Linked DNA regions of Homo sapiens: regions 1 and 2 are each linked to region 3. Evidence: read pairs that join two places in POLR2A ChIA-PET (ENCODE). Cell type or tissue: GM12878. All regions are shown on one strand. Region 1 overlaps WHRN (whirlin). Region 2 overlaps WHRN (whirlin). Region 3 has its middle 7.0 kb from the start of AKNA.

The links. ChIA-PET counts read pairs that join two places held together with the same protein. Peaks named below come from ENCODE experiments on the same cell type or tissue, not always from the same donor. Only the 100,000 strongest peaks of a DNase experiment are listed, where the experiment ranks them.
Region 1: POLR2A ChIA-PET joins it to region 3 with 9 read pairs; 5 of 35 experiments call an interaction of 5 or more read pairs at or near these places.
Region 2: POLR2A ChIA-PET joins it to region 3 with 6 read pairs; 12 of 35 experiments call an interaction of 5 or more read pairs at or near these places.

The regions. Positions count from the first base shown.
Region 1 is chr9:114,452,663-114,456,662 of GRCh38, reverse strand. The region is part of intron 3 of WHRN (whirlin); the gene reads left to right. Among named protein-coding and RNA genes, the nearest start is that of WHRN, 51 kb to the left of the region's middle. In GM12878, no CTCF peak of the experiment used is centred here; no DNase peak of the experiment used is centred here.
Region 2 is chr9:114,493,416-114,497,415 of GRCh38, reverse strand. All of the region lies in intron 1 of WHRN (whirlin), which reads left to right. Among named protein-coding and RNA genes, the nearest start is that of WHRN, 10 kb to the left of the region's middle. RefSeq lists a silencer at 3,033-3,327. In GM12878, no CTCF peak of the experiment used is centred here; no DNase peak of the experiment used is centred here.
Region 3 is chr9:114,392,997-114,396,996 of GRCh38, reverse strand. It overlaps a transcript of AKNA not described here. Among named protein-coding and RNA genes, the nearest start is that of AKNA, 7.0 kb to the right of the region's middle. In GM12878, no CTCF peak of the experiment used is centred here; no DNase peak of the experiment used is centred here; H3K4me3 peaks cover 1,847 bases; H3K27ac peaks cover 1,821 bases.

The DNA.
Region 1 (4,000 bases), 60 kb before region 3:
AAAGACTGGGTCTCCTCATGTGGACCAGGCTGGTCTTAAACTCCCCACCTCAAGTGATTCGCCCACCTCAGCCTCCCAAAGTGCTGGGATTACAGACGTGAGCCACCACACCTGGCCCCTAACCCATATACTTTTGAGGAGGGAGAAAAATTCCCAGCTGAAGTACAGTGTTTATATACGACTCTTCTTGGTTTCTGTCTTATAAGATCGGTTGAACCAATGTTTCCCAGCTACTTAAGTCGGTTCCTTTCTTCTTCTATCCCCTTGCAGTGTGGTTATGGAAATCATTTGTAAGAGTTCTGCTGTCTTCATTCATCTCAGTCTGCATTCTGTCTTCCTCCCTGTGCCCGACACGTGCCCCCTCCCATACACATCCTGGTTGAGTTTTACAAATTTATATAAAGTCACTCTGTGATGTACAGTTCTACGAATTTGACAAATGCAGAGTTATGCATCCACCACTGCAATTCCAACACAAAAGTTTCCTGGATCTTTTGCCCATTTGGAGATGTTTTTTTTTTTTTAGAGTTTTTTTTTTTACACATTCTCAATACAGACAGTCTCTGACTTATCATGGGTCAACTTACGATTTTTCAACTTCATGCATTCAATAAAAACCATACTTCAAGTACCCATACAACCATTCTTTCACTTTTAATATAGTATTCAATAAATTATATGAGATATTCAATACTTCACTATGAAACAGGCTTTGTGTTAGATGATTTTGCCCAACTGTAGACTAATGTAAGTGTTCTGATTTAAGGCAGGCTAGGCTCAGCTGTGATGTCTGGTAGATTAGGTGTATTAAATGCATTTTTGATTTACAATATTTTCAACTTACTATAGGTTTATTGAGATATAACACCATCATAAGTTGAGGAGCATCTTTTCAAGTTCTCTGTTAGAAATGTGATTGGAAAATATTTTCTTTTTTTTTTTTTTTTTTGAGACAGGGTCTTGCTCTGTTGCCCCAGCTGGAATGCAGTGGCATGATCATAGCTTACTGGAGCCTTGACCTCCTGGGCTCAAGTGATCCTCTCACCTCCGCCTTCCTAGTAGCCGGGACTACAGGCATGCACCACCATATGTGGCTAATTTTTTTTGTATTTTTTGTACAGAAAGAGTTTTGTCATGTTGCCCAGGCTGGTCTTGAACTCCTGGGCTCAAGCAATCTGCCTCCCAAAGTGCTGGGATTACAGGCATGAGCCACTATGCCTGGCTGGAAAATATCTTCATTCTGTGGCTTGTCTTTGTCTTCTCTTAAAAGTATCTTTTCATCTTTTCAGGCATGGTGGTGCATGCCTATAGTCCCGGCTACTTGGGAGGCTGAAGTGGATCACCTGAGCTTTGGAAGTAGAGGCTGCAGTGAGCCGAGATCTAGCTGCTGCACTCCAGCCTGGGCAACGGGAGTGAGACCCTGTCTCAAAACAAACAAACAAACAAAAGTATCTTTTGCAGAGCAAGAATTTTTCATTTTAATAAAGTCTATTTTGTCAATCTTTTATTAGCCATATTTTGTCTAACCCAAGGTCACATAGATTTTGTATTATATATTCCTCTAACAGTATTATAGTTTTGCATTTTACATTTTAGTCTATGATTTATTTTGAGTTCTCATATAAAGTGTGAGATTGAGGTTCATTTGTTTGCATTATAGACAGCCAATTGTTCTAGCACCATCTGCTGAAAGGACTACCCTATCTCCAGTGAATTGCCTTTGCTCTTTTGCCAAAAATCACTTGGGTATATTTGTGTGGGTTTATTTCTGGACTCTATTCTGTTCCACTGATCTACGCACCCAGCCTTTCATTAACACTGCCCTATCTTGTTTACTGTAGCTTTACAGTAAGTCTGGAAGTTGGGTACAGAGTCCTCCAATTTGTTCTTATTTCAGAATTGTTTTGGCTCCTCTGGTTTCTCTGTATTTCCATAAAAAAAATTAGAATCAGCTTGTAAATACCTAAAAAAAAAATATAGCTTCCTGGGATTGGAATTGGAATTGTGTTGAATCTAGATCAAATTAGAAGATTTAACATCTTCATACTATTCAGTCTTGCAATCAATGAATACAGATCTCTCCATTTATTTAGGTTTTTTTTTGTTCTGTAATTGTCAGCCTGAAGAAACTACACATATTTTGTTAGCTATGTATACCTAAGTATTTTCAGCACTATTATAAATGGTACTGTTTTTATTAACTTTGGATTCCAGTTGTTCATTGTTAGAAATAGAATTGATTTTTATATGTTGGCTTTTGTATCTTTTGACTTTGCTAAACTCATTTATTAGTTCTGGGAGGTTTATTGCAGAGTCTGAAATTTTCTAGGCAGATGGTCAGAGTTTTATTTTTTCTTTTTGGATCTGTATGCCTTTTATTTCTTTTTCTTAACTTATTGCACTGACTACAATGTCTAGTATGATACTGAGTAGAACAGTTGAGAGAAAAATTTTGCCTTATTTCTATCTTAAAGGAAAGCATTAATTTTTCACCATGAAGTATGTTAGCTGTGGGATTTTCTGTGGATACTCTTCATCAGATTTGATTCCTACTTTGTTTAGAGAGTATCCTGAATGTATGTTGAATTTTTAAAGTATTTTTCTGATCATATGGCTTTTCTCTTTTAATCTGTTAATTACATTGATTTTCAAATGTTGAAACAGCCTTGCATTCCTTGTATAAACACTCTTGGTTGTGATAAATTATCCCTTATAGAGATTGCTGGATTTGATTTGCCAATGTTTTGTGGAGGATATTTCCATTTGTGTTCATGAAGGATAGTGGTCTGGGTTTTCTTTTCTTATAATGTATCTAGTCTTAGTATTATATAATGCTGGCTTCACAAAATGAGTTGGGAAGTCATTCATGAAAGTGTCTGGGCTTGAGTTTTTTTGGGGGAGATGATTTAACTATAAACTCCATTTTTTGGACATGTAATATATAGGATATCTATAGGTTATCTATTTTTCTTTCTTGAGTGTTAGTAGTTTGCGTCTCTCAAGAAATTGGTCCATTCATCCAAGTTGTGGAATTTAAAGGCAGAGAATTGCTTGTAAGGTGCCCTTATTATGTGAGTTTTTTTTAACTGTCAGGAATTATATAAATATTAAGACATTATTTTTGTCACCTTCATTAGGACTACCATAAAATCAGCCATAATCACAGAATGAAATACACTTAAAGGATCCTTATTAAACAAATATTATATAGTAACTGATGTAGTTTGGATATTTGTCCTCTCCGAATCTCATGTTGAAATGTGATCCCCAGTGTTGGAGGGGGCCTACTGGGAGGTGTTTGGGTCACAGGGGTGGACCCTTCATGAAGGGCTTGGTGCCCTCCCAGAGGTAATGAGTGAGTTCTTGCTCTATTAGTTCATGTGAGAGCTGGTTGTTTAAAAGAGCCTGGGACCTCTCTTACTCCTTCTCTCACCTTGTGACACACCTGCTCCCTTTTCACCATCTGCCATGAGTAAAAGCTTCCTGAGGCCTCACCAGAAGCAGATGCCAGCACCACGCTGTTTGTACAGCCTGCAGGACCATGAGCCAAGATAAACCTCTTTTCTTTATAAATTACCCAGCCTCAGGTATTCCTTTATAGCAATGCAAAACAAACACAGTAACCACACCCCTTCCTCCATGAAGAAACAGGAAGCAGGTGTGGAGAGTCTGTCAGGCTTGCTCTCGCCTCCCAGCAGAAGCATCAGGATGGAATCAGCAGACAAAGCCAAACTGCCTGATGGCAACGGGGCTCTATGCTGGGGGCCCAGAGCTCTGGGCCCTTCTCTCAGCCAGTCCTTTCCTTCCTTCTGGCCCTCAGCATCCCCATGTGTGAAATGGAGGGTTGGCAGCTGAGATCTGTGAGTGTAGACTGATTCCCGCCATCTGCCCTCCATCAGGGAGGAGCTGAAGATGGCACCTAATGTCCAGAGAGCACCTGTGATGAGCAAACCTCACTGTGGGCCAGGCTGCTACCCAGCCTCTTTTAGCCCAAAGGCAA
Region 2 (4,000 bases), 100 kb before region 3:
CTCTGAGCATGCATAAATGGATTTATTTTTTCTTCCTTTACAGTCCCAGCACCTTTGGCTCCTTCCCCGTTTGAGAATTTGTGTTCCTTTTGCTAAATTGGCTGTGGCTTTGCTTCAGTTAGCAGCCAGTTTCGTCATGATTTTTTTTCTCTCCACCTGAGTTTCCTAATATCAGCATCCTCTCAACTCTGTATGCAAAGCAAATATATCAGCCTTCCATAAACAGGTCCCCAAATGTCCTCTTTCCTGGATTCTAAAGCTGTAGGCTGCAGGGAAGAACAGAGTAAAATGATGTAAAAAAGGATATTCCCAAATACCTGTGTGTTAGAGCCTTAGAAGTGGTAATTTACAATGTTAGCTTGCTTAGGAATTAACAAACTCCCCAGCCAGGCCTTAACCATGCTAAAGTTTGGGAAACACTGTCTTCCTTTAGGATTCCTCCATCCCCAACACTGTTTATCCCCATAAAGGCTTGACCAGAGAGGTGAACCTTTCCTGTCCCCATCCTTAACTATCTTGCAGCAAGATTCCACTTGTGTAAGGTCAACTGACGTACTGGAAAATCTGAGGAAGGGTGGTATGTACCCAAGAGGTTAGAGATGGGTTTTGGAGATGGACCTGGGTTCATCTGACAGTGTAACTTGGCTGTGACCTTGGGCAGGTCCCTTTGCCTTTCTGTTACTCAGATATCCTACCACCAAACCTGGCCCATAGTCCTCACAAACATGTCATTGTTGCTGTTGAACATCAGAAATCTGGAAAATATGGCAGTGGAGGTCCTGCTGCAAGCATTGTAATGAAAAATGGTATGGACTGCCTTCGCTTGTCTTTGAAAGTCTTCTGTTATGCCTGCTTAGTTTTTTTGTTTGTTTGTTTGGTTGGTTGGTTGGATTTTTTTAGGTGGCATTGGAAGAAAATACTGGACTCAGGGCCCATGTGATCCACTGTAGCTGTTTGAATTGCAGAGTCATTTACTGAATGTAGTCAATATCCCCACATAGACAGAGTTTCTTTAAAAACGTAATTGCTCCTATCTGGCTTTTGGCATCGGCATTTTTGCTTTATAGCAGTAATAAAGCCTGGTGGTTGAATAGAATTCTGTGTCCCCCCACCGTCCCTTCTGATGATCTGTGAGGCCTTATAGCAATGTGGGTGGCATACCAGACAGTTGCATGACCCAGAGTGTGACAGCATTGTCCCCTGGATCAGCTGCATCCATAACTTCGTTTCCCAGCAACCTTCCCTGATGGCCTCCCCAGGGACCCTGATGAGGAGGGAGAGGAGGTGGCTGTTTTTAGAGCCCATTAAAGCAATTAATGCAGGTGAAATTGGTGATTTGTTAACATGGGCTTCTGCACTTAAAAAAAAAACCCTGTAATTTATTTGAGCTACATCTGAAAAGGTGTACAAAGTCTCATTAAGAGGTTTCTGATTAAGAAAAGAAACGTGGTCCAGCTTTCAGAAATTAACCTCCCATGTGGATAGGAAAACTTTGAAAGTCAGGGGAGGGATTTTCCTTCTGCCATGTCCATCCTCCTGTCCCTGGACGGAGGGGTGGCATCCTTTGTAGTGTTTGGACCCAGTGTACCCTTTTCCTTTTCTTCATCTCTTTCCTTCTGCCTCCCTCTTCTTTCTCTTTAGAGAATCATACATTTCTCCCAAATTTTCCCTGACTCTCTTGAGCCCCTCTCCTCCTGCAAGTCCTTCCAATCCTGAGATTTTTAAGTCTGCTTCTCAGGTCCATATACATGTACAGCTCTCCCTCAAATTCCTCTTTCCCCAAATGTCTGCATCTCCACCCATCTTCTAGCCTTGTTGTCTCTGCACAGGATCTGTGCCTCCTTTTAGTGTATTTATCTATTTTTTAATTGCCTTCTCGTTGTGCTTTCTCTCGCTCTTAAATTGTGGATATTTCCCCTGCTCTTGTTCCCCACTTTCTCCCACTTGAGTATTGCACCAGCCCCAGGGAGGCTGGACTCTCCAGGCTTTACTTCTTTCCAGCACTTCTCAGACCACACCTCCCTCTTCCCCGTCACCACCATTGCCACCAGCACTGCCGAACTGTAGCATCCTCCTGGCCAGCCTGTCTGTCTCCTGTCTTGCTCGTCTGCCCACCGGTCTGATGTCCATCCTGTTGACCGGGTACACTCTCTAAATACATATCTCATCAAGCTGTGCCCTGTCTACAACCCTGCTCTTGAGCTGGGAGCCTGCAGGGCAGACGCCAAGCTCCTCAACCTGGTGTTTGGGCTGCCCATGCTCTGATCTTTACCAGCAGTCCTGTTCCCCAAGTTGTGTCCACTCTTGGCCAAGCAAGCAACATACCCTCCTCTGAAGCAAGGCTTTCACTCTCTCCACCTGTTGACACCACTTATCCTGTTAGGTGCAACCTCAGTACGTCCTCTCCAGAGGACCTGCCTGCTCACCTCTGCCGCTGTCCCCACCCTGAGGAGCCTGCTCTTCCCTCCTGAAACCCGCTCCCCCCCCCAGTGTCATGGCCTTTCTCACTTCTGTCATGACACAGATAATGCATTTCTTGGTGTTTTCTTTTCTTTGTTGCTCATTGTATGATAATAACCTTTGATAGAGGGCTTAGAATGAACCAGACACTGTTTTCAGTGTACGTGTATAAACTCAGTTAAGCCTCATAATCACCCTGTGAAGTTCAAGTAGGTATCATTTTCATCACTTTGTTTTCCAAAATTGCCAAGAGTTTGTCACTTGCCAGTCATCCCAAAGGTGGAAAGTGACAGAGCCAGGATTTACACCTAGGTTTTGTTGACTTGAGGGGTTGCGTCTTTGCCCCAACAGCAGAGAGAAGGGATGCCCCACAGTGCTCGAGCCTGAGCTCCGAAGCCCTGGGTTTCCAAGACTGGCTCTGCCACTTTCTAGCTGTGGGGCCTTGAACCAGCTTCCTAACGTCTCTGATTCTCAGATTCCTCTTCAGTGAAATTGTAATGGGAATAATAGTAAAGTAGCAGACAAGTTACTTACCTTCTCTGTTCAGGTTTCCTCATCTCTAAAATGGGGATACTGATGATTATGCAGACAATGTGTTAAAGCACTGGGTGCATCTATTGGTCTGAACATTTGATGATCATTTACCATGTTCAAACTCCTGTGTTGGGATCTGTTTTCCTACCAGATGCTGCTCTTCCTGGCAGTGTAGAAGGTACAAAACAGATAACACGCACAAGATGTTTACAGTACTTAGCGCACTAAAAAATATCACCACCACTGGGAATCTTCTGTGACATCACAAGCTCTGTGTGGGTTTCATGTAAATCCCCCACTGACACTTCACCATACCCCCCCGGGAGAGGACTCTGAGAATTGGAAGAGGAGGTGACCCATCACGGGCACACAGTCAGGGGCACACAGTCAGGGGTGGTGGGACTAGGATTTGAACCCAGGTATTCTGGCCTCCAAAGTGCATGCTCATTGCCAGGGCTCTCGGCTGGCTGCTAACGGAGAAGCACGGCATACAGCCCAGCGTGGTGCTGGCAAGAGCAGGAGTTCAGTAAATGTGCGTTTCCTCCCTGAGTTTTTTCCTTGTGGAAATGGCTTTGTAGCTATTTGATGAGAAAACCTAGGCTGCAGCTTCCCTGTTCTCCCCTGGGCACACTGTATGCATTTTATTGACTAGATTTCAGGGACAGAGGTGGCATTGGGCACTTTTTCCTTTTTGTTTTTTTCCTTTTTCCTCTCTCTTATCTCTCTCACCATGCCTTGACCTTTGTCAGGTTTTTATTTTGTACGTTGTCTGTGGAAATTCCCTGATAGATAACTGGTGACTTGTGAAATTATCTCATTGAATGGTGGAGTCTCTGAATTTGTCTACACTGCCTGATCAGCACACTTCAAGGATGAGAGGAGGGTCTCTCTCCTGGGCCTCATGTGAAAGGCTGGTGGTCATTAACTCTGCTGTCACAGACTGGACAAGTTAAAGGGGCATTTTGTTTGGTCATAGGAAACAAATGGAATAGAGGAATTTGTCTAG
Region 3 (4,000 bases):
GGAATGGTCCCAGCTACAGGGCCGTCATACTGAGAGGGTGTTTTGGAAATTGGTGCACAACATGGACACTTCAGTTTCCCCCCGTGGGGGCGTGGAGAAGGAAAAGTATTTTTAAAGCATTCACATCCCCAGTCGAATTCCTGGTCCTTTTTATGTTTCCTCAGTCCTGGAAGGTGGGAATGATCTGGAGACCAGGAGTAAGAAGACCTGAGTTTAGATCCCCAGCCTGGATTCAGTTCTGAGTGCCTCAGTTTTCCCTTCCACAAAATGAGGTTGGTAATGCCCACTTTACCACCATTTTTTTTTTCTTTTTTTTTTTGAGATGGAGTCTAGCTCTGTCTCCAGGCTGGAGTGCAGTGGCGCGATCTCGGCTCACGGGAACATCTGCCGCCCAGGTTCAAGCGATTCTCCTGCCTCAGCCTCCTGAGTAGCTGGGATCACAGGCGTGTGCCACTACACCTGGCTAATTTTTGTATTTTTAGTAGAGATGGGGTTTCACCATGTTGGCCGGGATGGTCTCGATTTCCTGACCTCATGATCCTCCCACCTCGGCCTCCTGAAGTGCTGGGATTACAGGCGTGAGCCACCGCGCCCATCTACTTTACCACCATTTTAAGGCTTGAGTGAGGTGGCATCATAAGAAACTTTTGCTCAGTCCACATTCTAAATAAATGAGGAAACTGAGGCTCAAAGAAAGGAAGGAATAATGACAACAATAATACCATTGGTATTATTAGCTAATATCATAGGTAATATTTATTGAGTGCGACATTCTAGCCGCTGTGCCAGGGCTTTTACTGCAAGAAGTGAGGTTTGGGAGGGCAGGAGCTCTTATCTGTTTTGTCACCATTGTTATTCCCTAGTGTCTACCTAGTACAGAGCCCTACACAGAGTAGGTGCTCAAAACATTGTTGTTGATCATCTAGATTATATCAGTTACGTGATGTTGTCGAAGTGGGTGTTATTGTTGTCCCTCTTGTACAGATAGAAAGCCTGAGGTTCAGAGAGGTAAAGCCACTTGACGAGAGTCACACAGCTTCTCACTGGTGTTAGCGCATCCTTACTTTGGGGTGTGCAGGGTGTGCTGGTGTCAGCTCGGGAGAGTGGATTGTGCCCATCTCTTCCCAGTGCAGCATTCAGTGATATCAATAGCTTGAAATTGGCATGGCCAATTTCAGTAAGGGTATTTAACACCATCAAAATTAGTAACCACCACAAATCAGGGCTTTTTCTTACTTTTTTTTTTTTTTTTTTTTTTTTAAAGACAGCTGCAGGTGAAGGGTGTTGGGGGATGGAAGACCAGCCTTGCTTCTGCTTGGCAGCCTGGAGTTGGGGGCTTTTTGGCAGAGCCAAGTGGAGCCAGGCCAGAAGGCCTGCGCCCCACTGCAGCTCCCCTAAAGTATGCGATTTGGGAAGAAACCCTTTATGAGATGGCTTTTGTAGTGTACGGTGTGAGTTATGCAGTGCAGCAGCCCCTGACTTGGGAACAGGTTGGTATGAGCCTGAATTCCAGGCCAAAATGTCTGGCCTTTAACCTGAAAGTGACAGGAGCCACGGATGGTCGTTAAGCAGGGGAAAAACCTGACAGGATGGTGCCCTAAGATTTGTCATTGTGCCAAGGGATTGGGGGGTAAGTCAGGGTGGGTGATAGGGAAGAGGTGCGGCAGTTGGCCAGGGGAGCCAGGAGGCTAACAGAAGCTCCTCATTTTCTGAGTGTGTCCTGCGTACAAACACATTATCTTGTTACTTTACACATGCATGCCTGAGGGAAGGAGAAGCCTCTGTCTGTAGATGAGGATATCAGAGAAGTTCTGAAACAAAACAGCAAAGGGCTGATCTACCCAGGCTTCCTGCCCCCAAAGTCTCACATTCTCACTCCTCCCTCCCTCCTGCACCCCAGCTTGCTGTTCCATCTTGGCTCTGGGCTTCCTTGCCAAATGTCAGGCGAACTCCAGCTCCATTGCCGAGTGAGACCTTCTGCGCCCAGTGCCGCTCCCACACCAGCCCCTAGGTCCTTGCCAGCATTCTCCCCCCAGCCCCCCCACTGCCAGCTCAGCTTTTTCTGGGGAAGGAGCCTGGGATCAGGGCCAGAGTGGGATGTCCAGCTGTCAGTCTCCTCGGGGTCTTGGGACCACAGCCAAGGACCAGGACTGAGGAGGGGAGGTCTCAGGGTCTAAGAGGCACACTCAGTCCCCCACTAAGGATTCATCTGGAGGATAATGCTTTATTTGTGGGTACAGACCCAACTGTGCCTTAACATGCTGTGTGACTTTGGGCAAGTTGTGTAACCTCTCTGAACCTTTCTTCATCTGTTAAATGCCTAATTATTTATGAGGATCCAATCCAGCAACACATGCCATGCCTCCAAATGCAAAAAGTGGCTGAGGCTGGGCGCTGATTGCTTCCTTTCCTTTTAGTGATTTTCATGTGTTCCCACATGTTGCATAATGGCTGTATTGCAGAAAACAACATATTGTATTAGAGTTTAAACAGAGGAGGAGAAGGTGTGGGGGTTACAGAATGTTATAGGATGTCAGAGCTGTAAAGGGCCTCAAAGAACCCAACGATACATTTCGCCTTTCACAGGAGGGGCAACTGAAGACGGAGGTGCCCAAGGTCAGAAGGAAGCACCACACAGAGGTGAGGTGGTATTCGTTTGTTTTGTTTTTAAGAATAGTACATGTTCATTTCATTCTTATTTTTAAAGCAACTGTTATATTTGAAAAATACCCAAAAGGAAAAATGGTAAACTTCCCTATCAAAAAAACTTGCCTATAATTCTACTACCTAGTGATAATGATTGTAAACTTTTTTTTTTTTTAATTGAGACAGTTTCACTGTCATCGCCTAGGCTGGAGTGGGGTGGCACGATCTTGGCTCACTGCAACCTCTGCCTCCCAGGTTGAGGCAGTTCTCCTGCCTCAGTCTCCCGAGTAGCTGGGATTACAGGTGCACGTCACCACACCCAGCTAATTTTTGTATTTTTAGTAGAGACGGGGTTTCGCCATGTTGACCAGGCTGGTCTCGAACTCCTGACCTCAGGTGATCCTCCCGCCTCAGCCTCCCAAAATGCTGGGATTACAGGTGTGAGCCACGGCGCATGGCCTGTTGTAAACATTTTAAAGCATGTCTTTCTCTTTCTTTTGCTTTCTCTCTCTTTCTTTTTCCTATCCTGTCTCCTTCCTTTCTTCCTCCTCCTCTTCCTCCATATTTTACTGTTTTTTTTTTTAAGTGGACTCAAACTAGATATATATTATTTTATAACTGGCTTGTCCACTTAACATAACAAAATTTTTACATTATTTGATATTCTTCAATAGCATGACTGTTAACGGCAGCTAATATTATTCCTTTGAGTGGAACTATCACAATTTCTTTCAATGATCACCTGTTACGGGACACTGCTATTGTTTCCAACCATTTTACCTATTGCAAGTTTCAGTTGCAAAGTGATTAAGATCACACTGTCCAGGGCCGGGCACGGTGGCTCACGCCTGTAATCCCAGCACTTTGGGAGGCCGAGGCGGGTGGATCACGAGGTCAGGAGATCGAGACCATCCTGGCTAACACAGTGAAACCCTGTCTCTACTAAAAATACAAAAAAAAAAAAAAAATTAGCTGGGCGTGGTGGCAGGTGCCTGTAATTGCAGCTACTCAGGAGGCTGAGGCAGGAGAATGGCATGAACCCGGGAGGCGGAGCTTGCAGTGAGCTGAGATCGCGCCACTGCCCTCCAGCCTGGGCAACAGAGCGAGACTCCATCTCCAAAAAAAAAAAAAAAAAAAGATTATACTGTCCAGATTCAAACAGCTTGGTTCAAACCAGCTTCCTCACCTATAAAATAAAATGGGCATCATAATTTTTCCCTCCTTGGATTAGTATGAGGATTAAATAATGAGATCTGAGTCCATGGAAAGGCTTTTATAAGGTATTTGACACATAATAGGTGTTCAGTATAGTTTTGCTGTTAGCAGTCCCTTCCTGGCACGTGCACGGTTTGTT